Regions from separate parts of the Homo sapiens genome. Here region 1 is linked to region 2. A link is a loop called in an ENCODE intact Hi-C map of the cell type or tissue named here. Cell type or tissue: heart left ventricle. All regions are shown on one strand. Links, peaks and the distances in the headings refer to the core of each region. The heading gives the core; the rest is flanking DNA.

Evidence for each region. A loop is a pair of places that touch in the nucleus more often than their neighbours do. Peaks named below come from ENCODE experiments on the same cell type or tissue, not always from the same donor. Only the 100,000 strongest peaks of a DNase experiment are listed, where the experiment ranks them.
Region 1: it touches region 2 in a loop (4-fold over the local background); 1 of 110 quality-filtered maps calls a loop at or near these places.

What each region holds. Positions count from the first base shown.
Region 1 is chr4:76,192,220-76,203,265 of GRCh38, forward strand. SCARB2 (scavenger receptor class B member 2) reads right to left here. Exons shown (of 12, transcript NM_005506.4): 2 at 3,488-3,645. Among named protein-coding and RNA genes, the nearest start is that of SCARB2, 16 kb to the right of the region's middle. RefSeq lists a silencer at 3,299-3,358 and enhancers at 7,622-7,811, 7,832-7,891. In heart left ventricle, for the core only: no CTCF peak of the experiment used is centred there; DNase peaks (open chromatin) are centred at 5,852 and 6,402; H3K4me3 peaks cover 531 bases; H3K27ac peaks cover 3,600 bases.
Region 2 is chr4:76,998,941-77,009,986 of GRCh38, forward strand. SEPTIN11 (septin 11) reads left to right here. Exons shown (of 10, transcript NM_018243.4): 3 at 6,661-6,856. Among named protein-coding and RNA genes, the nearest start is that of SEPTIN11, 55 kb to the left of the region's middle. In heart left ventricle, for the core only: no CTCF peak of the experiment used is centred there; no DNase peak of the experiment used is centred there; H3K27ac peaks cover 346 bases.

The DNA of each region.
Region 1 (11,046 bases), core at 1,923-9,922, 810 kb before region 2:
AGAAGACAAGAAGATGAGGGAAAGTTTGCAATGTCTTAAAGACTGATTAAATGATCGTGACCAAATTGCTGACAGTGACATGGACAGTGAAGTTCAGGCTGAAAAGGTCTCAGATGGAAATGAGGAACTTATTGGGACTGGAGCAAAGTTCACATGTGTTATGCCTTAGCAAAGATCTTGGCTGCATTGTGTTCACACCCCAGGGATCTGTGGAAGTTTGAACTTGAGAGTGATGATTTAGGATATCTGGCAGAGATTTCTAGGCAGCAAAGCATTCAAGATGTCGCCTGGCTGCTTCTAACAGCCTACACTCAGATGTGGGAGTAAAAAAATGACTTAAAGTTGGACCTTATTTTTAAAAGGGAAGCAGAACATAGAGGTTTGGAAAATTTGCAACCTGGCCATGTGGCAGAGAAAGAAAAGCATTTCCGCAGTCTGGGCAACATAGGGAGACTCTGTCTCAAAAAAAAAAAAAGTTAAAAATTAGCCAGGCATGGTGGCACTTGCCTGTAGTCCTAGATACTTGGGAGGCTGAGGCAGGGGGAACCCTTGAGCCCAGGAGGTCAAGGCTGCAGTGAGCCATGATCATGCCACCGCACTCTAGCCTGGCAACAGAGACCCTGTCTCAAAAACAAAACAAAACAAAATATTTTTGTGGGGAGATAAATTCAAGCAGGCTGTAGAGCAACCATTGCTAAAACGATTTGCATAACTAAAAAGAAGCCAAGTGCTGAGAGTCAAGACAATGGGTAAAAGGCCTTGAAAACATTTCAGAGATCTCTGAGACAGCCCCTTCCATCACAGGCCCTGAGACCTAAGAGGACTGAGTGGTTTCAGGGACCAGGCCAGGGGCACTACTTCCCTGTGCTGTTTCCCACATCCCAGCCACTCCAGCTCCAGACATGGCTCAAAGGGGCTCAGGTACAGTTCAGGCCACTCCTCTGGAGGGTGCAAGCCATAAGCTTTGGCAGCTTCCATGTGATGTTAAGCCTGCAGGAACACAGAGTGCAAGAGTGAAGGAAGCTTGGCATCCTCCACCTAGATTTCAGATGATGTATGAGAAAGCCTAAGTGCCCCAGCAGAAGCCTGCTCCAAGGGCAGAGCCCTCAAGAGAAACTCTACTAGGGCAGTGAGGAGGGGAAATGCGGAGCTGAAGGCTCCACAAAGAGTCCCCACTGAGGCACTGCCTAGTGGAGCTGTGGGAAGAAGGCCACCGTCCTTGAGACACCAGAATGGTAGAGCCACCATCAGCTTGCAATCTCAGCATAAAAAAGCTACTGAGGCGGAGCTGCCTAAGGCCTTGGGAGCCCACCCCTTGCACCAGTGTGCTCTGGATGTGAGACACGGAGTCAAAGAAGATGATTTTGGAGCTTTATGATTTAATAACTGCCCTGTTGGGTTTCAGACTTGCTTGGGGCCTGTAGCCCCTTTCTTATGGCCAATTTCTCCCTTCTCAAATGGGAATGTTTGCCCAATGCTGATACACCCATTGTATCTTGAAAGGAAATAACTTGTTTGATTTTACAGGCTTATAGGTAGAAGGAATTCATTTCTAGATGAGACCTGGGACTTAGGACTTTTGAGTTAATGCTGGAATGAGTTAAGACTTTGGGGGACTATTGAGAAGGGATGATTATATTTTAACATGTGAGAAGGACATGAAATTTGGAGGCCAGGGGTGGAATGATATAGTTTGGATGTCCCCTCCAAATCTCATGTTGAACTGTAATCTTCAGTGTTGGAGGTAGGGCCAGGTGGGAGCTGTTTGGGTCATAGGGGAGGATCCCTCAAGGTTTGGTGCTGTCCTCACAACAGTGGGTGACTTCTCACGAGATCTTGTTGTTGTAAAAGTGTGGCACCTCCTCACCCCTTGCTCCTGCTTTCACCATGTAACGTGCCTGCTCCTGCTTTGCCTTCTGCCATGAGTAAAAGCTCCTTGAGGCTTCCCCAGAAGCCGAGCAGAGCCAGTGTGCCATGTGTGTACAGCCTGCAGAACCATGAGCCAATTAAACCTCTTTTCTTTATAAATTACCCAGTCTCAGGTATTTCTTCATAGCAATGCAAAAATAGCCTAATCCAACTAATAGTAAGAGCAAACACTTAAGTATCACTAATTATGTGCTAGGCACTAGTCTAAGCACTTTATACATGACTCATTGACTCAATCTTTGTAAAAACCATGTGGAGGAGGTCCTATTTTTATCCCCATTTTATAGATAAGGAAATGGAAGCACAGAGAACTAGTAAGTTGCAGAGGCGGGAATCAAAATGGGTCATCTGACTCCAGAGTCAGAGCATGAGCACCCAAGGCAGGAACTAGGATTTTTATCTCTGAATTCCCACCACTGAGAATAGTACTGATTCATAGCACATGAATCAGTCAGCAATAATTTATTGAGCAATCGATTACAACAGAATTGTCAGGCATTTTTATCATTCAGCAGTTTTGAAAAAGAAAGATCTTGTTGTCTGCTTCCTCTATTAATTTGTTTTCTAACCTGGTAAGGAGAGACTTTATTGGAAAGATTATTGTATGGGAGAGGGAGGAGGTATTGTAATAGGGAAAAGGGGAACATTGCAACAGAGAAAATGCTCTGATTCAAGCGTCTCCCTCTACTAATCGTTTAAAAATGATTAAAGGGATCCTGATTCCCCAGTGTTTGGAATTGGTGGTCACCAGCAAAGACTCTAACAGCCTCTGCTACTTGCTTATTGCTTATACGCAGGATAGGTGGAGAAAAGGAGCGGGTAAGAAACAGAAAGATCTGTCTCAGACAAAAGTAAATTCTGGAACTGCTTTAAAACTAGTTATGTGGGGAATGGAAATGGAGGGAGGCCCTAAAAGTCACTTAAGAATATCAAGCAGTAGCCAGGCATGGTGGTGCTCACGCCTGTAATCCCAACACTGTGGGAGGCTGAGGCGGGAGAATCACCTGAGCCCAGGAGTTCAAGACCAGCCTGGGCAATATAGCAAGACCTCATCTCTACAAAAAAAATTATCTGGGTGTGGTGGTGAACACTTGCAATCCCAGCTACTAGGGAGGTTGAGGCAGGAGGATCACTTGAGCCCAGGAGTTGGAGGTGGCAGTGAGCTATGACTGCTCTACTGCACTCCAGCCTGGGCAACAAAGCCAGACCTTGTCTCTTAAAAAAATAAAATAAAATAAAATAAGAATATCAAGGGGCAACCTTAAAAGGGTCAGGGTAAGGAGTAACCCTTCATGGTTTAATAATCACAGTCTGCCAACTCAGGAGGAAACCGCTGCACTTCAAAACACAACACGCTGAGACTTGGCCCAGTCTACAAAGCCATTCTCTGCTGAGGTTTCACACACACATACAAAACATCAGCAGCGTTTCAGACAATGAAATCAGAAAGTGTGCTCCCACACAGCCCTGGAGCCTTGCTCCTGGGAAGAGGCAAGGACTCAGGCCATATTGGGGTCACTCTGTATTTCTTTCAAGACAGGAGGTGGTCAAGACTTACCTGTAGGTGTATGGCCCCACTTCTTCCACCCGAGGGGTCTCCCCTCTGAGGATCTCCTCTGGATTGGTGACATTGAAGAAATAGAACTGAGTATACACAGGCAGAGGGGGCTTCTCCCAGGAGTCAAATGCCTCAGTACCATTCCTTAACACAATTTTCTAGGAAAAAACCAAAAGGAGATTTACAAAAATGTAAGGCAATAGTTGGCTTTAAACCCAAGAAGCAGAGGAAGGGACGCCCCCTATTCTGACCTCCTAGATCACTATTTTAATCATTTCACAGGCATTCAACTGCAGTCTCCTGAGAACAGGGCCATATCTTACACCAATAGAGCCCACAGTTCTAATAAGTCAGAGAAGGCCTTCGATAAATATTTGTAAAGGGGCCGGGCCCAGTGGCCCAACACTCTGGGAGGCCAAGGCGGGCAGATCACTTGAGGTCAAGAGTTCGTGCTTGGTCAACATGGTGAAACCCCGTCTCTACTAAAAATACAAAAATCAGCCAGGTGTGGTGGTGCGTGCCTGTAATCCTGGCTAGTCGGGAGGCTGAGGCAGTAGACTTGCTTGAACCTGGGAGGTGGAGGTTGCAGTGAGCCAAGATCGTGCCACTGCACTCCAGCCTGGGTTACAGAGCAAGACTCTGTCTCAAAATAAATTAACTAGTTAATTAATTAATAATTGTAAAGGAAGGGTACTAAAGACAGCACTTGGGCAGAAGCATGAAGCATAGTGTTTCCAAAACCTAGGGCACAGATTGAGTGCCTAAAGGGCCTGCTGGCTTTGTTATTTTTGAAGATTCCATGGATGGTGTATCTTCTGTAGAAGTTAAGCAATTCTGAAAAGCACCATACACTCCCAGTTTGCCCAGATGAGAGAATAACAAGGGGAAGGGCCCAAGAAGGCCAGTTTTGGTCCTTTTTCAAGTCAAACCACATCCATCCCTACCGCCTCCACCACCAGGGGCTTTAAATGTATTTTCTTATTGGATCCCCAAAAACCCTAAAATGGAACTGCCTATCCCCGTTTCAAAAACCAGGAGGCCTAGCCTCACTGAGGTTAGCTGACAATGGAGACTGCACTCTGCACACAATCCCTCCTGCACTTTCCACCCCTGTTCTGTGTTACAGGATGAATAATGCCCCCCATACTCTAAATTCCTAAGCTGAAGTCCTAACCCCCAATACCTCACAATGTGCCTGTATTTGGAGTCGGGGTCTTTAAAGAGCTGATGAAGGTTAAATGAGGTCATGAGGGTAGGCCCTGCTAATAGGACCGGTGTCCTAACTGGAGGAGGAAACTGGGACACAGACAAGCACAGAGGGAAGGCCACGTGAAAACACGCAGAACTGACAGCCCTCTACAAGCCAAGAAGACAGGCCTCAGAAGAAACCAACTCTGCCAATACCTTGATCTCAGACTTCTAGCATCCAGAACTATGAGACAAATTTCTGTTGCTTAAGCCACCCAGTCTGTTGTATTCATTCGGGAAGCCCTAGCAAATTAATACACCATGACTCCCCTAAGGGTGAAGTATTCTCCCTGCCTCACTGACTTCAGGCTAGGCCAAGTGACTAGATTTGACCAACAGGATGTGGGTGGAATGGCAATGTATCAATTTGGAGCTAAGGCCTTAAGATGCATGGCAAGTTTCTATCTGCCACCTTGAAGTTGCCACCCTTGGAAAAGAGAAGAGCAGGCCACAGGTAGCTGCTGATCCTTCAGCCTAGGTTCTAAAACGGAGATGTGTAGACTAGTCCTAAAGCGGACCAGAAGCCTGGAGTCCAGCCTCGTTCCACTGAGCCAGCTGAGCTGGCTGCACACCCACATATTATTGTTATAAGCAACGAGACTGGGGAGTTACTTGTTACTCACCGTGGCAGTAGAGGCCTGATAAATACAGCGCCTGAGGTTAACAGAAACCTAACACCTGGTATTCCCAACAGTCCTCTATCTGTTAATGGAGAAAAGCCTTGTATTTTTACTGTAAAAACGGCTGAAATACAAAAATAATATAAAAGCACAGACTGCAAATAAACAAACCAAAATGTGAACTTTGAGTGTCGAGAATTTGTATCAGTTATAATTCAGGTCCGGATTAGGAGGAGTCTTCCACTCACTGTTGCTTTTGTTTGGATTTTTACACCAGAAATAAATTACTTCTGTAAGCAGAAAAAAAAATGTTCCCTTATCTTTTTTTTTAAGTGAAAATCTAAGAAACTCAGATTCTGTAGCATGTTATGGATAGACCCTAAGGCAAGGAGAAGGAATGGACACAAAGAGAACTCACTTCATCTTGGCTTTCCTCTGTTCTAGCAAAACAAAGGCGAGCCTGATGCTGCCTCAGCTGCGGTCTGCTCTGCTGCAAAGGCCCAGGAGCAGCCGCCCCCACTCTCGACTCCACCGCACTTCTCTTCCTATTACTGTCAGGACAGTTGAGTGAGCACTCTGTATTCCTGCCTAATTTTTCCTGACAAGCATCATAGTGTGTGAAGTTTCCAGTGAGAAAGGACTTGAGATCTCATTTATTTGTTCATGTGAAGAAAATCACCTCAGAATTAGGAACCCTGAAAGAATCAGCAAACATAAATGAACAGATGGCTAACCTCCCTGGTTTATCTTGCTGGGCTGGCATCCAGCTTTTAGGCAACCATAAATCCAAAGACAAGTGGAAGGGTTTCCAGAAAGAAGGGGTTACCAGAAAGAAGGGTAAACCTGGCTGTTCTGACATGCGTAAACAGTGTGACTTGAACTTGTTCCTCCAACTTTCAGGATAGAAATAAACATTTAGTACATTTGACTTCTTAATGAAACAAAGCAAATGAAAAACAAGAACAATAAAAACTGTCCTTGGCAGCATGCCAGAGTCATAACCAACCCAGACCATGTTACAGCTGGGGCTTCTCCTCTGTCTCCCTCCACCCCCACAGCCCTTCTCTGCCTGGCCACTTCTTAGTTGAGTCACCAGCACTCAGACAAATCCTCATAGCCCCTTTTACTCCCTTCAAATCTTGCCCTCAAGAGTGGTGGCTTTTCCTGCTGCTTTCATATGTCTCTTTTCCTCCACCTTACAAGTTGGATGTTTGTCAGGAAACCCTCTGTCAATCCCAGAGTAGATCACGTGCTGGAGAGTGAGTGAGTGTGTGTGTGTGTGTGTGTGTGTGTGTGTGTGCTCATGCGAATGCACTAAGTAGGAAGAGAGATGGGGAATGAGAGAACAGAGGGAAGTTGTAAATACAGCTGCTAACATTTCTAAAACAGTGTGTCTTTATTTTTATTTTCTCACTTTCAGCTCAGAGAATGGCAGTTACTATTCAGTTACCATTACTGCCACGCCAGCTGCAATCTACTGTGAGTCTGCTAAAGTCAGGTGCTATGCTAGGGGCTTTATAATGTACCTTATCTCTGAGTTTTACACTGACACTACAAAATAAAAATCCCCATTTTGCAGACAAAGAAATGGTGGCACTGGCTGTCCCAAGTCACAAAGCCAGTAAATGAAATCAAATCTGACCAAGTCCAGGAGTGCAGATTTACTCACCCATCCAGCAGCTGCCACCCCATGGCACCCTGAGGGTAGAGTTGCCAGATTTAGCAAATAAAACCTGGGATACCCAGTTAAATTTGTATTTCAGATAAACAACAAATAATTTTATAATATAATTATGTCCCAAATATTGCATGGGCTACATCAAAAATGTTTTTATTCATAGGAGATGCATGCTGAAGGATTTAGGAACAAAGTGTGTGATATCTACAACTTACTTCAAATAATTCAAGAAAAAGTGCATCAGAGAGATAAATATGGCAGGACATTAACAACTGATACATCGGACTGAACCGAAATATCACACGAGACAGACTCATACTAAAATGTTATTTGTTATCTGAAATTCAAATTTAACTGGTTGTCCTGTATTTTATTTTATTTGGCAACTCTAGCCCAGAGGGACAGTGAAACTATGGAGAAGCCATAAGTTGGACTCTGAACTCTCAGGGTTTCCTCGAGTGTTACCCGTGCCATCTGGAGGAAAGGAAACTAGGGCAGCTGCGTGAGGTCACTGTCAGCTCCTAGTAAGGAGCCCACAGGTGAGGAACCGAAAAAGGGAGAGTTCAACTCTAGAGTTTCCAGGCAGCCGCGCAGCCCCAGTATGCTAATGGGTCCAAAGAAAGCACCTCAACCTCCTGCCACAAGATGGCCCAGAGAGGGCTCTGTTTTGACTTAAACTTTTAATTTCTGCCCCTTCTATTTCTGATCCTCAGGGCATTCAAGTGTGCACTCCCAGGAGCTTGCTCGGCAAAGGAAGGCCTGAGAAACTAACAAATAATAACCTCAGCCTCAAGACCGCGGACTGTCTGGCACAGGAAGTTATTCATTCCGCCAGATACAACGAGCTAGTGTCCCCCTCAAAGGCGCCCTTTGCCAGTCTGAACAGAAAGCCATGGCTTGGGAACAACTGATCTTCCTCACCGAGGGTTCTGCTGTGGTGATGACAGCCACCAGACAAACCTTGTAATCAGCTGAGTCTTCTTAGTTACACTAAATGAAAAAGCAACATAAGGCCTTAAATCAGTTTTACAGTGTGACTCTGGATATTAAGAGTGGCACTGTGGAGTCACAATATAACTGTTGCTTATTAGTTTTAACCAAGACGAACATAATGAATTTTTCCACGCACAATACTGTGGCACTACCACTAAAACAAAATACTGGAAAATTATCAAGTTCTATGGTGAATTCACAGTGTCAACAGCTAAATTAATAATTGGACTAAAAAACATACTTTTCAGTTAATCACCCAATATGTACCTACTGAGAGCTTTCTATGTGCCCGGACTATGCCCTGCAAACAGGCATAGGCCCTGTCTGTAAGAAGAAATTTAGCTAAGGACACAAAACCAACATGCATGTAACAGGGAGTGAAAAATTATGTGCAAGACTCAGTAATTCAGCCTAACAAACAGCTTATGCCTGAAATTATTTAGATCCTTCCAGTAGCATGGATCTGTGATAAAATTCCCCCATCTAAACATCTCACAGGCTGCTCCAAGACAACATGACCAAAATGGACTCATGATTTTCTCCCCTAGTTGATCACTAAGTCCTGCTGATTTCACCTCCTCCTCTTCCCCATTTCTACCCCAAGGCACATTTCATCATTGGCTTGGACTGTGACAATACTGTATGTAGGCTCCTAACTGGTCTCCCTCTCTCCAGCCTTTTTCCTTTCAAATGCTTCATCCATCTCAGGCTTCAGAGAAGCCTGTCAAAAGTGCCTAAGGGAACAGATACTCCACCCCTGCTCAAAGGATAAAGTCCACAGTCCTTGACCTGTTGTGATCTGATGCAACTGCGTCACCTGTCGCTGTCTTTTCCTGGTAGGCACTTTATGCACCAGTAACACGCAACCATCTACTGTTACCTAGCACCCACCACACAAGTTCTCAGCCAGTGCCTTGGCCTGAGTCACTCACCGCCCTTCACCCAGAAGTCTCTGCAGGGCCCTTATCACCTGGTTCACTTCTACTTGGGCTTCAGGGCTCAATTCAGAAGTGCCATCTCTCAGAAGGCCCCTCTGAACTATGTGTTTTCTCTCTGCTTTCATGAAACTTCACAAGTTTTATAAGGAAAATGTGTTCATTAGTCTTTAGTGTCAGATTGGGTCTGATACTAAGAACTGTATCTTTTTCATGGATCCCCAGCACATAACATGGTTTCTGGCACAGAAGGGACACAATAAATAATTAATGAAGAAACAGATGATACCGCAGCGTAGAGCACAACGCTGTGCCAGGCATTCATCTTCTGCTGTTTACCCAGTTCTTCTTGGTAAAATCTTCAATGTGGCAAAATGCCGCATATTCTAAATAATATGTAAGAAAGGTGATCTGAATAAATAAAAAGTCTGAATTTCAGTACTGCAGAATCAAGAAGAGACAGTAACTTTCTTAGCTGCAAATATTATTTTTCAAGGAGACATTTTGGCCTCCTTTCATAAATGGTTAAGACTAGTTTGGAATTAGCAGGGTCTATTTTTATGCATAATTAATATGCCAAAGGCACACAAACATTAGTTCTAAGTCTGTTAGATCTGTCTTTAGCAATTTTGGTTTTAATGAATTTTTTATAACATCCTTTTTCATAGCAAGTATAGCATAGGATTTTCACAACCTTAAAACTGATGAAACTCTTTCATTCTTTCCACAAATATTAACTTAGCAATTCCTTTGTGCTAAGCCACTGTTCTAGGTATTGGAGATATAATGGTAGACAAGATCTCCTACCTTCTCATTTTATTGGTGAATTCTAAAAACTCCTTGATATAACAAGGAACAAACTAGACTTGTAAGCAATAAAACATCACATTTATCTAAGGGAAAAATACCTAGATATTATGATAAATTATCAATCTACAGAAATTTCTATATTCATATTAGAAGAGATGTTTAAAGTAGCAGATAACATTACTACAAATGTGCAGAAAAAGTCATGTGTTGCCTCCAATTTCTATTCACAAATGATGCTACTGATTGTTGTTACTTTATTTTTTATTTATTCAGTTACTTATTTATTTTTTGAGAGGGAGTCTCATTCTGTTGCCCAGGCTGGAGTGCAGTGGCATGACTCGGCTCACCACAACCTCCGCCTCCCGGGTTCAAGCGATTCTCCTGCCTCAGCCTCTCGAGTAGCTGGGATTACAGGCACACATGACCACACCTGGCTAATTTTGTATTTTTAGTAGAGAAAGGGCTTCACCATGTTAGTCAGGCTGATCTTGAACTCCTGATCTCAGGTGATCTGCCCACCTCAGCCTCCCAAAGTGTTGAGATTACAGGTGTGAGCCACCGTGCCCAGCCTGTTGTTACTTTAAATCAGGTAAATGCTACTCCATCCATTCCCTACCCATTCCATTATATTTGTCACAGAAAATTTGGACAATGAAGAAAGTAAAAGGAACAAAATTTAAATCCCCTGTAATCCACACTATCGCTGTTAACATATGGGTTTATTTCCCTCTGGTCTAGTCATATATATGTGTATTTTAAACAAAATTGAGATCATATGTATTGTATCATTTTTTGACTCATCTTTTATAAACGATTATCCTTGTTATTAAATAGGTTTTGAAACTGTTATTTTAATGTCTGTATACTAATCCACTGTATTAGTATATTTAAAAAAATATACTAAATCAGTTTATTTAATCATTCTTTTACTATAGGACATTTGTGTTGCTTTCATGCTGAAGTAAATGTTCTTGAATATATTTGTCCAAATTAGTGAATAATTTTGTTTTCTTTTTTTGAGACAGAGTCTTGCTTTTGTCACTCAGGCTGGAATGCAGTGGTGCAATCTTGGCTCACTGCAACTTTTGACTGTCATGCCTCAGCCACTGGAGTAGCTGGGATTACAGGTGCACACCACTACACCCAGCTACTTTTTGTATTTTTAGTAGAGATGGGGTTTAACCATGTGGGCCAGGCTGGTCTCTAACTCCTGGCCTCAAGTGATCCACCTACCTCGGCCTCCCAAAGTGCTGGGACTACAGGCATGAGGCACCA
Region 2 (11,046 bases), core at 1,651-9,650:
CAAGAAGACAGGATCAGAAAGGAGATAGGGCTTGGGAGAGAGACACACTGGACAGATAAAAACAGCTTTCTCACAGTTACATAGGTGCTTTCTTGTTTTGCTTTTACACAAATGAGATCATGTTGTTCATCCTGTGCATTTTCCTTTTTTCGCTCCACAAGGAATCCTGGATATCCTTCGTTGTCAGCATATCTAACTCTCCAGGTCGTTTTCCATAACCCTTTGGAGCCCCTTGTTTGGGGCCAGCGTGAGCTCTTTGGGAGATAGGAGTGTCAGCATTAAATATCATCCTCAGAGAGTTGAATATCAAATCCCGTTGCCATACATATTTTATAGCATAATATCTTTATAAGAAAAAACTTACTGTCAATCAATGGTCCATCTATTTTTAAAATAAGAGTCTATAAAAAGTAGATCAAAATATTTGGACGGCCTCGTAGAGGAGGAGGTGTTATATTTAACTTAACAGCATCCATGGTAACTTTTCCTCCTTACTTACTCCCTTCCTCTTACTGCCCATTTGTATTTTTTTGCACAGTATGCACATGTGTGATATTTATAGCGTGAATTTACATTTTTGTGGTAAATATGGGAGGGAATTAAGGATAAAAAAAATAAAATTATGATCCCGGTAAGGAAAATTTTTACCAAAAATGTCTCAGAATTGTAATTTTGTTTTGTGGCGTGAACCTGTAGGTTGAAAGAAAGCAGAGGAAATAAAACAGGGCAGAAAATGGTCCTGGCATGAACTAAGTCTAGTTTCAGAGATAATGAATTAAATGTATGCTGCTAGAACCCATCTCTGTTGGTCCTGGGAAGGCATGTAATAGAGGAAGAATAGTTTTCATTTCACTGGGAAGAGAATTCTGATGTTAAATGAGATAACAGAACACCCAGGAGTTCATCATTCCCCTTCTCTCTGTTTTGCTACAACACACCTAAATCACTCCTGAAGCCACATTTTAGTTTAAATAAAGCCTTTCATATTTTACCCATGCTGTAATTCTCCAGAGAATCTAAATTAGATCTAAATTAGCATTTAGCCTTTTTTCATAATTTTAAATTTGTATGTCTTTCTCATCCATTTTCCAAAATGATACTAACTCTACGAAAAAACCTCATCCACATTGATCCAGCTGTCTTGTAAACATACAAAGGTGAAAATAAGATACTGTAACATCTCTGCTTTTGAAGAAGAACCAGTTTGATAGTAGAGTCAAAGTAAATTAGTAATACATTTTGAAATAGAAAATTTGTCCACAATTCAACCTTAATTGTTTTGAGGGGATGAGAGAACAGGAATTGAAAACAGGTAAGTGTAAGGCCATCTTAGCCAAGGCTATAGTGTCAACATAAATTGTGGAAATTTATAATCAAATCTTAAACATTTTTATCCCGTCTTGTTTTTCCAGGAAAGGATGTAAATGGCTTATAGGGTAAAACGAATGAAGATAAAATTAACCCCAGAAAATAAAGGTGAAGCCAGGGATAGAGTCAGTACTCAAAGTGTGCCATCAGGCCTGCCTATAGCAATTAATTGATGAAGTATTACATTTTTCTCTCAGCTTAGTGGTCAGAGCATGGAGAAAATTTATTAATTCACTCATTCATTAGCAGATATTTAGTGAGCATGTGTTATATGCTAAACACAAGCAAAAAGTTTAACATACGACAGATTTATAGTATCTATAAAGTAAAAACAAAATGATTGCTCCAGATGAAACACAGCTTTACCTGGAAAAATTTCTCCATGGATTTTCAGAAAAGAGATTTGGTGTATGTAGTGGTCTGGGTTCCTGGGCATCCTCTAAGTCAGTGCAATTGTTTAATGAAATGCCAGGTGCCACACGCTGGCTCATCTTATGCCGGAGTATGTTTCATCAAAGGTGATTCTATGAGGAACAAGAACAACGCAACTTAGGTATGTAGCTTTCTGACTCTCTGATTCCATCCAAGAGTAAAATCTAGAATAATTAGGGAAGGCAGGCAGATCCCCATGCACAGTTACTTACTCAAGTAGCCAGTCTTGGCAATTAGAGTGAAAGATGCTGAATCACAGATCAACAATTTGTTCAATCTACCGTTACCTTCTAATTAATAATACAATCCCTCTGTTTTTCCCCCGCCTTGTTCACCTTAGAGCTCGTAGGTTAAATAAGCCTGAGGATAGAATGGAAAAGGTAGGACTGCTTTCCCCTGTGATGTGGGCATCATGTTTACTAGCATTGGCAGGAATAGGAAAAACAGAAGTCCCAGATAGCACTTTAATAAGGTCTCTAATTACTGTAGCAATAGAGTGTTTAGGCAGATGAATTTATGATAAAATAAACAACAAACTCTGAAAAAAATCTATCACAGTGGCATATCTCTGTATAAATCATCACCATGATCATTTTTGTTTTCAATTAACTTTTTTTTTTTTTTAAAGATGGAGTCTCTCACTCTGTCGCCCAGGCTGGAGTGCAGTGGTTCAATCTCCACTGACTGCAACCTCCGCCTCCCAGGTTCAACGGATTCTTCTGCCTCAGCCTTCCAAGTAGCTGGGATTACAGGTGCCCACCACCACACCTGGCTAATTTTTGTATTTTTAGTAGAGACGGGGTTTCACCATGTTGGCCAGGATGGTCTCGAACTCCTGACCTCAGGTGATCCGCCTGCCTCAGCCTCCCAGAGTGTTGAGATTACAGGCGTGAGCCACCGTGCCTGGCCTGCAATTAACTTTTAATAAATGTCTCCTTTGTGCCAGGCATTCTGCTAGGGAGTTTTGAAATACTTTAGTCATTGACTTTTCTGAAAATATTGTTATGGTTGTTTGGTTTGAATTGGAACCTATGCCTAGTAGGCTTTTAGTTATTCAGTTAGAAAGAAATTTTTGTCTTATGGGTCCTCAAAAATATAGATGAGATTCCGCTTACAAAGATTAGAGAGAAGCCTCAAAAACTAATCCCAGTGCTTCAGGAGGCCAAGGCAGGAGAATTGCTTGAGCCCAGGAGTCTGAGACTAGCATGGGGAACACAGTGAGACCCTGTCTGTTAAAGAAAAAAAGCTAATGCATTGAAAAACTTCCCTAGTTCTTCTAGAGTTCCTTTTATTCCAAAAGCTGTCATTTCCTGCTGAACTGCTTTTGGTGAATCACACTGCTGCTGGAGTTGCCGTGTCTAATTACAGCTCTTAAAAGCACAGACCATAGAAATGGAAAGCAAAGCACACCAAAGTTTAGAGGAACAGTGGTTTTTTTCAACCCATTGATTAACCCTGTGCTGTAAGTAGGGCCTGGTATGCTAATTGTTTGTAATTTCCACCTTAATGTAAATGATAATTAAAATTACCATGCCTTTAAAAAGTATGGTGTTCCTGATTCACATGGGTGCTTAAGCAATTTTCAACCTAGTAAAATAAGATGATAATTTCAGTCTTGTCCAGGTAACCTGGAATGCTTGCCATGTAATTGAAGTCTTTATTGCTATTCTTAGGGAAGAAGATGAAAGTTAAGTAGGTCACTTTCTACTGACAGAGCCTTTCCCATGAAGGAGAAACTTTTATAGGGCAGATCTGCTTCTGTGCCTTTTGTGTTCTAAAAATAGGTAAATCCTGAAAAGAAGTTGGCTCTGCTTGAGAATGTTACACTTGTAGCATGTACTTAAAATGACTCAAGTACCTTCGGTATTGACTAGCAGTGAGAACTCTGTTTTATTTCTGTATCCACTACACAGTAACTTTGTTTTGCTCAAAGTTAATTTGTTAAGCCATGAATGGTGAGTGTGAACTTGTTAAACTCTTTCAGGTTAGGGAGCAGAGACTGGTTTTATATTGCTTTTATGGAGGGTTTTTTTTTTTGTAAGACTATTCAGGAAAGTAAGGAAGACAGGAAACCGTCTCAACTGCTGCACAGCCAGACCCCATAGAGATCTGGAATGACATTCAGGATGTTACAAACGTGCAAACAGTGTCAGTGTCTGTTTTTATTCATTACTTCATCCCTGCACCTATGCTTGTCACACAGTGAGCGCCCAAGCATTAATTTCATGATGGATTTCCGATGCTCTACCCCATCTATCTGCTCTTTCCTGTATTCCCAGCCTACATTCTGTCTGCAGCATGGCTTCTGTTTACTTACACAGCCTTTGCTGCCTCATGGTTTCTGCTTACTTACCTCTCTTTGTATATTGTTTCTTTTTCATGCCATCACGCTGTGTGGGGATTGCATGTATCTCATTCAAATACCCAAAGAGAAAAACTGTGATTAGATAGACCACTCTCCAATGTGGAGCCCCAGCTCATAGTGAAATGATTGGGCTTCTGTTGTTGCCTTGAGGTCAGGGACCTAGCCATGGTCTGGTTGTCTGTGGCCAACTAGCAGGGCCATGGATGTAAAGGATGGTCTTGCTTATAAGAGGAAAGCGGTTATGACAAACACTTAGAATGGTGTTCCCATAATTATAAATTAGAGTCTGACTGGTATTATTCAGTCATGTTCTAGACCAGATTCTAAGATGTGGGAGAACACCCTATCAGGCTAGTTTCTTGAATTCTCAGAACTTGGCACAGAACTTGTATATAGTAGGCACTGGAAAAATACTGGCTGAATGATGGTTGACTAAAGAGGAAATTCTGTGATCTTAGATGTTCAGGGACACACAGGAAAGGTTAAAGAGTAAGATGAATATACTTGACCAACTTTTATCCTATAAGTGAATCATCATAGTTACAGGCAAGCCATATAAGGCTTTTCTAATCAGAGAAAGCTCAAATCCAGAAAGACTTCATCCTCCTTCACTTTTGTATTATGTTAGAAAGCAATGAGTATACAATACAGAATTTATAACTAGTAAGTAGATTTTGTCATTATAGTGGGAGGGTTGCCCAGAGCTTTTCTTTTTTCCATAGAACACTACCATCCTTAAAGTCATTATAGCAGTCCTTAGAAGAGGGGATGCTCCTAGGAACATATTGGGATTAGAAGTAGTTGAAAGGGCTGTTCTATATTGGCAAGTTTAAATTGAGCTGGAAATCTAATTGAAAAATTTTCCAGATTAAGAAAGAAAAAAGGTATCCCTAGGGCTAATGTTTCTAGATTTCTACCTGCTTCTCTCCATCATCATATGCTCAGCCACCACCACCACGAACATAAGGCTGTTTTTTTCTCATTGCCAACTGTCTTTGACTCAACAATAAGAATTAGAATTAAGAGAGAATTTGCTTGGTGTTATTTTGAGGGTTGGGCTGCAGTTCTTCATAGCCCCACATTTGGGTGTCATCATGTGATTGGTACAGTGGTTACAGATACCTGCTACTCTGCTTTGCACATGGGAGATCTCAGTAAACACTTACTGAGTTGAATTATCAGTGTAAATAAGGTCATTTGACATCATTTACTTTCATTGTCACAAACTTCACACTGAAGCTGGGAAAACTATCTAAGAAGCCACAAATGTTTGGCTTCTTGACTCCAGCTGGATAAAGAAAAATAAAAACAATATGGAGAGATTAATATAACCATAACTGGAAAATGTTAGGCAGTCAGTTTTCTGTGTAATAGTAAAATCAGGCTGCTGTCTTGGTTGAGTGCAGGTGTTGGAACCATACAGACTTGAGTTAGAACCCTGGTTCCACCACTTAGCAATGACTTCAGGCAAGTTACTCATAAATCTTATCTAAGCCTAGTGTTCCATCTTGAACATGGAGGAAACAGTAGTACCTATTTCATGGGAGTAGTACTAGGGTTTAAATGAGATAATGTAGCCGGGCGTGGTGGCTCATGCCTGTAATCCCAGCACTTTAGGAGGCTGAGGCAGGTGGACTATTTGAGGTCAGGAGTTCAAGACCAGCTCAGCCAACATGGTGAAACCCCGTCTCTACTAAAAATACAAAAATTAGCCAGGTGTGGTGACATGTGCCTGTAATCCTAGCTTCTCAGGAGGCTGATCTGGGAGGATCACTTGAATCCAGGAGATGAAGGTTGCAGTGAGCCGAGATCGCGCCACTGTACTCCAGCCTGGGGGACAGAGCGAGACTCTGTCTCAAAATTGAATAAATAAATACATATATACATACATACATAAAAGAGATAATGCACTAGAAGCTCTTGCCACCGGGGTTGGCACAAAGTGAGCACTCAGTGATGTTAGTGATTATTGTCATCAAGAGTGTTATTTTGAATAATGTAATTCTTTTCTACGACATGGTATCATATTGATGTTGAATTAACTGATCTTTTAGGTAATTCAGTGTAAATGGAATCACTTGTTTCAAGTAACAGAAATTCAACAGTATAGTCTTTTATCCCTTAAGTAATATAGATTTATACTCTAACATTTAGGAGAGAAAGAGACAAAGTTCATGTTCTTGTTCTTGTAATATACAAACTGAGCACAGGCAATCTTACAAGTACAATTTTTCTATTCAGAGGTAAAGAAGAATCTCTTGATCTGTAAATTTGAAATCTCTCTGCTAAATAGTTTCTGAAATTCATTGAGGCATTTTTAGGAAGGTATTCCATAGATTACACATAGAAAGAATTATCTCTTCACAGTGACATTTCTGGTGACAGTTTTTCTTTTTTAAACTTTATAATCATGACTAATAAAAAATACTGATGAATTGAACTGATGTCTGAGAGACATTGACACATTCTCTGATTTTTCTTTTGTGGTTATGTAGGTGAGACAGGCATTGGCAAATCCACGTTAATGGACACTTTGTTCAACACCAAATTTGAAAGTGACCCAGCTACTCACAATGAACCAGGTGTTCGGTTAAAAGCCAGAAGTTATGAGCTTCAGGAAAGCAATGTACGGCTGAAGTTAACCATTGTTGACACCGTGGGATTTGGAGACCAGATAAATAAAGATGACAGGTACATCTTGGGATTTTGGGGGGACATGAATGGATGAGGAGATAGCAGGATCCATCCCAGGTAAATTTAAAGGCCAAATGTTTTGGGGATTTTTTAGTTGTGGGGCTTGGTCCTCTATTGCCTAAAAGGTGTGATATTCTTGTCCTCTGAGAATTTTTCTGAGAATATTCTTCCTTGAGGTCAGAATCAGACATCAAAATTGATCCCAGCTAGTAGGATCAGAAAGGGGCTTTATTAGAGGGACTAAATTAGCTTACAACATCTTTCCACAAAGGCCATGAAACCAGGTTTGGGGCTTTCCTACCAGGAAAAGCAATCTAGAGAAACACCCAGCCACCCTACAGAACAGTTTTAGCAGAAACCCCAGCCATCAATCACTTCATACTGCTTGGGAAGCCAGGACACTAGAGGGGAGGTCTCTAGAAGCTCCACCAAATCTGCCCCAGGTAATCAAATGCCTTCACCATGGCTTGCTATATAATGATAAAATAGTACACTGAGTTTTTATAATGTACCCCATTTATAAACCATGTAAGTTTGGGTCTTTACCATGAGTTATCTTTTGCCCTTATTTGAGGGAAGTTTTCAATTCTTAAAATTTCGTGGCATACAACCCATGTTAGTCTTAGTCTCAGGATTTTGTTCACATTCCTTCTCAAGAGCACCAATTCTGTTCATCAGTCTCAACCTCAGATGTCTTATGACTATTTTACATAGTACATTCATTCTCAAAAGAAGTTTGAGAAAGTTAAAATAAAACTGCCCCAGGTCCAAAGGTGATTGTAGAATGGGGCTTCCAGAAACATCTTTGAGCAGTTACAACATTATGGGCATAAGTGTCTACCTGCTTAGTGTGACCAACATGTAGACATGAACAACAAATCAGTAAGTTAGGGTGTGTTTGCTTACAGCTCAGACACTTTGCTTGTATCAGGATTTTTTCCCCATATTCCTCAAAACTGTATATTATACACATGTGTTTTGTAAAGAGGAACTCGACTATTTTTATCTAGAAATGCCTAGATATATTTTATCTATGCCTGATATAAGTATGAGCACCACAGTAATGACAGATAAATGTTTAATTCATTCTTTAGCTGAGCACCAAGCTCTTTATTTTATCTACAAAGCACTTTAAATGCTCTTCAGTAGACATTGTCCCGTGATAACAGGAACAATTGGTAGATAGAGTGAGAAAGATTTTATTTTGCATACCAAAATGGACTATCTGTACATTGTGCTGGGGCAGGGAACAAGTTCAGCTCTGACACTGCAGCTGAGCAGTTGCTCTTAATATATGACCTCAATGACAGGGAATGATGGAGAGGCCCCTGCCTGAAGGCTGTTTGTAATGCCAAGAGCAGTAAATGAAGAGAAAGGCCTGGTCATAAGGAAAGGGGCACAAGTGCATTGTGGGAGCTGGGAAGAGAGCCGGGGGTTTCAATCATTGCATACTCACAGAATATACCCAGAGCAAGGCCTGTTCTCCATCTCTCAGACTGGTATAGATTTTCTCACTGGCGTTAGGAAAAATCTTGCTTGTCCATTCCTTGATTGGAAGACAGCAACTGTACTTTTTCAGGATCCCTCCCCCAAGGAATGAGAACCATCCTCCACATAGCCTCTTGCTGAGATTCCCTGTGCTCTTCCAGCTCACTGGGGTTGCCACAGTGCTGCCACTCAATTTTTGCCTCTCCCCTAAACTGGGACTTTCCCTCGGGCTGCTGGTGGCTTTTCACTCCCCAATCAGCACTCAGCAGCAAACAGTTAGCACAATGCATATCCTCATATTTGCAGCTGGAGCCCTCCTTAAGAAATTATCTGACTCATTTGGGTCAAATAATAGTTTCCAAGGAGATTTAGAAGAGAGGAAGTGTGATATTAACTTAACCTAGATACCAAATATTTTTTTTCCTCTGAAATTTCTTGACAGCTATTGCATAACCTCTTTAAATGGCACTTAAAACTCTCTGTTACCCTGTGCCTCAGAAGGTATTGTTGACACTGTTGACTGTAAAGCCAAATTACTTGTTCACAAATTGTTATCTGGACAGGCTCTGCCTCCCTCAAGAAACTGGAAGTGGGATATTCATTTCTGCATCAATATATAACCATATGGAAAGGGATGTGGTATTTCTCTATGCCCATGTTGATTTTTACCTACTTTGGGGATTAGGCAAGCTTTTCTGCCATAGATGCAAGACTTCAAGAATGTCCCAGTTTGTTTATGTAGGCTTTGGACATGTCAACATTCCTGTATTATTATCTGCCTCAGACCAGGCTAGCTAGAAGGAGGCAGGAAGAGAGATCTGGTAAGGTTTCCTGTTATGTTTAAAAGCACATTTCACTCTTTGTTATTTAAGGGCTTCCTTGTTTTGGCTGTTTGTACTCTTCAGTGGAGAAAGAAAGGGGCCTGGGGAAGAAGGGAAAGCAAGTTTTGTTGTTCAATTGGAAATAGAATAATTAGTTTGCCCCACACTGGGGAGATGGGAGGTGAGCTGTCCATGGCGTATCACTAGCTGTAATGATAGTTAGCCCTCAAAGGCAGAGATAATTGAAATCCCCTGAGACGGAATTTCAACCTCACCAAATCTTTATCAGAGTTATAAAACAGTAGTGAGATGGACTGTTTGGCCTTTAAATTTTAAGTTTTTAATCACACTTTCTGGTGGAGGTAGTCAAGGGATAAGGAAAATTGGCTAACAGACAGCAAGATAAGGGAAAAACATGGTAAGTATTTGGTCGTATATGAAGTGGAAAGTCAGTCCCTGAATGATGGCATTGGCCATTTTGCAAGAATGATCAGTGGGTAGGTTGGATGGATGGATCACATTGTCTAAGTATCTTTTTCCATCGGTTTTAGGGTTAGCCTCTGTCATTTTTGTGTGTGTGTATGTTTTATGGCTGGAGGTATATGGAAAAAAAAATGAGTGCTGTGTAACAAGGAATATCTCCATGCCTTAAAAGAAAATGATGTGAAAACGTAAGGGCTAGATTGGATTTGTCCTCCTGTCTTTCCTCTGATTGATATGGCCACAATTCAGGGAAGTTTTAATTGGCAAAAAAAATATAAATAAGTGTTAGTAGGAATGGGGCTAGCAAAAGGCTAAGTTGGGATTAAGCTTCCTATCTTTCTCACTTTAGATGGAGAAGTGGAAAGGATTTGGAGGAAGAGGCAGATAATTCATCTCATCTACAGGATGATGATGAGGAGTACAAAACCACTTGGCTGGCTTGAGTCTCATCAAGAAGAAATTATTTCATCAGCATAATTAAATCTTTGACATAGGGAATAGTGGTTTTGGTAAATTGTTGTCCAGGAATACATTTCTTTTTATTGGTTAATAATGGTATGGAAGGTAAAGTAGATGGGATTTCATATTTATTATGTGTATGACATAAGAGAAGGAGGCTCCAGGTTGAATCCCAGGTTTCTGACTTGGCCAGTGGTGTGGGTGGTGGCCCACCATGCTAAGGAATACAGGGAAAGTGAGGGTTTGAAGGCAGGATGAATAGTTCAGTTTTGGACATATTTAGTTGGAGAAGCAGTTGAAAATATAGGATAACCAATTGTGGATGGGTCTGAAGCTCAGAGGAAAGATCTGGGTTGGAGGTAGAGATTTATGACTTGTCATCAGATAGATGGTGAGTGGAACACAGGAATGAGTATGATTTTCTAGAGGGAATACATAGAGTGAAAAGAAGGGAGACTGAATGATTGGCCAGGACTCTCTAATAAGAACAGGTAGAAGGAAGCCTGAGATATTAGAGAACAAAAGATATCTTGAATCCAGTGGGGAAAGCATTCCTCACTGCAAAATGAGTGTTGTTATGCTTCTCATTATCTTTGGAGGATCAGAATCAAAACCAGAGGCAAGAAGGGAAACTAATAGAAAACAGAACCATATTTGGACTACTATTGAGAGGAGGAGGTGCTAAAAGCTAAAAATCAGACACAGGGGAGGCAGGGGAGCAATTGCTGTGAGCTGCTTCTCTTACCCTTTGGGATAAGAGGCTGCTGGGGAAGAGCCCTAATCCCCAAATCTGCCTCAGTGTCAGGAGACAGAAGGATCAGCCCCAGACTCAAAGGGCAAAGGGCATGGGTGGACCTCACTGGAGTGGCTTGCTCTACTTCCCTACTGGACATGAGCTCCATAGCAGAACAGATAACCAGCAGAGAACTGGGTGAA